2 separate regions of the Mus musculus genome follow, and region 1 is linked to region 2. Evidence: chromatin loops called from intact Hi-C (ENCODE). Cell type or tissue: left cerebral cortex. All regions are shown on one strand.

The links. A loop is a pair of places that touch in the nucleus more often than their neighbours do. Peaks named below come from ENCODE experiments on the same cell type or tissue, not always from the same donor. Only the 100,000 strongest peaks of a DNase experiment are listed, where the experiment ranks them.
Region 1: it touches region 2 in a loop (2.9-fold over the local background); 2 of 42 quality-filtered maps call a loop at or near these places.

The regions. Positions count from the first base shown.
Region 1 is chr6:107,164,840-107,167,339 of GRCm38, forward strand. No RefSeq gene overlaps it. Among named protein-coding and RNA genes, the nearest start is that of Gm34933, 28 kb to the right of the region's middle. In left cerebral cortex, no CTCF peak of the experiment used is centred here; DNase peaks (open chromatin) are centred at 1,421 and 2,042; H3K27ac peaks cover 953 bases.
Region 2 is chr6:107,241,674-107,244,173 of GRCm38, forward strand. No RefSeq gene overlaps it. Among named protein-coding and RNA genes, the nearest start is that of Gm34933, 48 kb to the left of the region's middle. In left cerebral cortex, no CTCF peak of the experiment used is centred here; DNase peaks (open chromatin) are centred at 965 and 2,074; H3K27ac peaks cover 536 bases.

The DNA of each region.
Region 1 (2,500 bases), 77 kb before region 2:
GGAAGAGGGGAAAACAGAGTGACATTCAAGTCTGGTACAAAAAATTCCTAAGAGTTATGCCCTGAGTCTGTGATATTAAAAATTTATTCTTAATTTTAGTACTTTATCTATCTTTTCTTTTTCCTTCACACAAATCCACCATGTCTTTCACAGGCTGTTCTGATTATGCCTTGGTCCATGAAAGCAGCTATGACAATCTTTACAAAGGAGAAAGAGAACGAATAGATAAGGGATTGGGTTTAGAATCCAACGGGAATAACTTTTGTGTTCTAATAAACAACAAAATAACTTAAAAAAAAACTGGATATAGCAGAGAGAATGATGAGAGGAGTGTGTACAAAATGATCCTCAGGTAACTCTAGCGAAGGTGAGGCTTGGTACTAGAAGAAAGCCAAAAGGAAAAACAAAGATACAGAGGACACAAACTAAGAAGATCCTGGATACACCATGAAACAACCCATGAGTGGGACTTTGTGAAGTTTATGGTATCCAAAACATCTTTCATTGATAAACAGATGAACCCAATCTCTTGTATAACTTTCTGCCTTGTCATAACAGGAATTCCATTCCTGCTGTGAATTTTGTAGCATCGCATAAGCAAAAGTTTTACAATTATTTCTCTGATTTCTGCATTTTCCCCAGCGCATTCCAAATTCATCTTCGCTGGGATTCTCCTGATGAAACCTTTGGTACTCCTGACCACAGCAAGTCCTTCTCCTTCATAAAAGGAAGCTCTACATCTCCAGCTCTCTTAACTGAGCCAACACTATCCTTCCAACCATTCTAGAAAGCTCCTATCCATTTGACCTTCAAGTATATTCACTTTAGCTCCTCTGAACTTTATAAACTTTCAATTTTACTTCACACGGATCAAGCATGGTGCTAGCAGTCTAATACAGAATGAGGCACATCTTCAGAATGTGAAGGAATTTGTTGATGTCAATTCTGTAAAGTCTTCTTCCTTTCTTTTTCATCAGAGAAAAAAAATGTCCAACTCACTTCACCCCAAGTAATGTGGTAGATGAGGTATTTCAATTGAACTGGCTGATCAATCCAGTCAGATAAGTGGTTTTACTGTTTCTCTTGGTTGAATTTATTAGGGGTTTAATTGAACTGAACAGATGCATAGAATTGCTGAGCATTGCATGGACAAAACCACAGAGAAAATCAACACTTCAAAGTGTAATTATATTGACAGAATGGCTTAATTTTGTTCACATTTGCAGCTAAACTTTAGCTAAATTCTTTGTATGTAGGTTTCTTGTTATATAAATTCTAAGTAGTACATTCCCAAATATGCTAGAAAAGTTGTGAGTACAGCCAAAGGTTACTATAATAAGGTATGGAGGTGAAAAGATTGGGAGAGAGTTTGACAAGGCCGTGGTTGAAATTGTGTTAAGTTTATTAATAAAATTGACATATTTAGATGACGATTATAGAGATTCAATATGCAAATATGTGCTAAGGTTCACAAAGTCCAGAAATAAAAAAAAAATGTTCCAACCTCCTATGCATACTGCAGTTGGAAAAATTATACCAGCTAGACACAGAATGTACTCTTCTTGCTCAAAAACAGATTTTAAGCACATACAAAAAATATTCACATAACCAGCAGAGTGTGAGAGTAGTTTGTAGGCATATGATTCTCAAAAAAAAAAAAAAAGACTCAATTCCACTCTTACCCCCAGAAAGAATTGTTTCTATAGTTCATCCTGATATCTTCAATATTGAATTCATCCTAAAGGAGGTTTATTTGGGGGCTCCAAGATGCTTTTTTTTTTTCATGACAGATCATGTACCCTCATGTTGATATCTAATATACATGACTGAAAGTTTGGGAAAGAATGAAAGGATTCCCAGTAACTAAGAGGCAAGAAGGCATGAGGAAAAAAATGCAAACTTTTCTTCCTTTTAAGAGTCTAAGCCCTTCTCTTTTATTTTGTGAGGACATTTTAATATAGATGTTCCAGCAGGCATATCTAGCCTGGAGGCCATGGACAACATGTACCCCAGGATAGCTATGAATGAAGCCAATACAAAATAATAGTTTACTAAAGCACAAGGTTGGGACTAGAGAGCTATCTCAGAAGATACGTGTTTGCTGTGCTTCTAAAGATTCTAGGTAAGCTTTCTGGGTCCCATGTTGGGTAGCTCACAAAGATGTGCACCTTTAGCTCAAAAGGATCTAATGTCTTCTACTACTACTACTACTGCACACACACACACACACACACACACACACACACACACACACACACACACACACAGAGAGAGAGAGAGAGAGAGAGAGAGAGAGAGAGAGAGAGAGAGAGAGAGAGAGAGAGCGAGCGCGAGCTGTGGAGTGGCTGCCTTATTCTCTTGCTCCTGTAACTCAATGGAGAGGGTCTTGTGAATGGATTTTGTAAATGATGATGTCATATTGCCATGTCAAAATATTGAGCATACCTAAATATTCAGGATTCATGTAAATGCCACCAACTTTGGGTATCCAGACATGAGG
Region 2 (2,500 bases):
TGACACACACACACACACATACACACACATACCAAATAAACAAACAAAAACTATTATCGTTTTCTCCTATTGTCCAAACAGCAAACCAAGGTACAGGTCCACCATAATACAGTGGAGTTTATTGGGCTTACAAAGTAATGGATGAGGGGTTATATGTAACAGAACAGAAGGCTTTAAAACATCCATACTTGGAAGGTCTGTATATAGAATAGATGACTACTTCCCCATGCCACATAGATGGACTCTTCTTACAATTCTATGTCCTCTTGGATGCATGTGCAGTTAGGACAGAATTGCATACAACTGGGTGGAAGGAGTAGCATGTTACTTCCATGACCATCTCTCCTCCTCCAGGAAGGTCAGTAGTCAACAATCTATGATCTTTTCCAAACAGACACTGCTGAACTCCTGAAGATGGAGGAGTTTGCCTTAAAGCCCTGTACAGTATACTTATATCAGAGTAACAAAATCCCAGATCACAGTTTTAAATAATTGGGTGATTTTATGTAGAAGTGTCTCGAGTGTGAAATACATTTAATAATTCTTGACTCCTGGATGAGAATAGGGTAATTATCACTTCACGTGAGGTATAGAAGAGACCTTAGAAGATGCATGGCTTGACTCTGACCTTGGAAACTGAAATCCAGGGAGAAGAAATGGCATAGGGACATATCTGCTGGGATGGAGAGAAAGAACTCAAATACCAGTGGCTTAATTTTCAGCATACAGCTTTTTTCTTGGTACCATTCTCCTCTCTAAAGAAGAAGTGAAACAAAAAATGATGCAAGAATCTTTATGCCTTAAATCTAAAATGAACAAAGGACAGCTACAAGTGGTGAGAGATGGTCTAGTAAAAACCTATCAGCAACAACATACAGGCAAGTTTACAGCCTTTGTAAATGCTTGCCCTACAGCAACACAGACATTCTCGGGAGAAACTGCCTTCCATCTGTTAAGCTTAGCTGATTTCCCAGACAACCCTCTCCTGCTAGAGTGCTCCTGGGAAGGATGGATCACATGGATATTCAGTGCAAGAATCAGTTCATAAACTCAGAGGACTTTCTAACTTACTAACATTTTACTTCTGAGTTGGATGCTCATTTTCCACTGTCAGCAAAATGGAGGCTGTAGCAATTCCCTGAGTCAAAATGAGCTTTCAGTCAAGTCTCATTCCCAGAAGATACAAATGATAACTATTGGTGGACAATATCATTAGTGGTTTTAATGGGCAAAGACAATAAAAAAGAAAGTGCTGGTAAATTAGATGTCTCAGCTTCTCTTTAGTGTATGATTTCATGTGCTGTGGTAACTCACGTGCTTTTATAAATCCACACCCAGCTTGGAGATCAATGAAAACTAGCCTGTGTAATGGCCTCTATACAGCCCATCAAACAGAACCCCTGGCAAATAGGAACCTGATGGCCAAGCTAATGGAGACATTATTCATGAAAATGTCTGCCTGTGTTCTGAGGAGTAAGCCTAATAAATGCACAGTTACCCACTTCAGAAAAACTTTGAGAAATAATTATATAGCAAGAGTTTTCTTTCCTTTTAAGTTTGAGAGTTACACAGACATCCGCTCAATTCTCAGCACTGACATTTTTTCTAAGAATAATCATTTTGAGGCTTTGCATAGGAAAGTTAACATACTCAACCTCCTTGGGATGGTTAATTTTAAATGTCAACTTGTCACAACCGAGAATCACCTGGGAAGAGAATCTTAGTGGGGAATTAACTAGGTCAGGGTGACCTGTGAGTAAGTTCTGGGTGATTATCTCAATTGTTAGTAGTTGATGTAGGATGACCCAGCATATCCTCCTTTAGAGTGCTGAACTGGGTAACAGCAGAGATGGCTATTGGGGTACTAAGCAAGGAGGTAGGCAACACTGGTCTATTCATTTTTCTCTCCTCCTGACTGGATATGGTACAACCAACTCTCTCCAACTCCTGTCTCTGTGACTTCCCTGCCTGGTGCATTAGAACCCAGTTTTAGAAGCCAAATAATCCCCTTTTTCCATATATGGCTTTTGGTCAAGATGTTTTATCACAGCAACAGAAGTGAAACTAGAACATGTCTCATTTGTAAAATGTGAATACTCATGCCCTCTTCATCTTGTTGAAATATTTTGAAAGGTGCTATATGTTTATAATGTAAAATGTATGAGATGCAAAATTTATAAAGATCCCCAGAGAAACACATTTTTTTTCCTCCTCTGTCTCATAGTCACTCAATGTTTCTCTTTGGAACAACCCCATTATTTGATTCATAAGTTCCTTTCTGGGCATATTCAATGCATCTACAGATGCACTCGTTAATTCATACATGCACATTTTGAATACATCTGTGTACCTTGTTTTAGGATCCTCTTTGAGCCCACAGACATTGTGTGCTAAGTATCTAGTCCACATAAGGCTCACTGGTACCCAAATTCAAGAAGCAGAGGGTGTAAGGAAGCCATCACCCACTGAGGAAGAAGAACATTTGACGTATTGTTCAGCT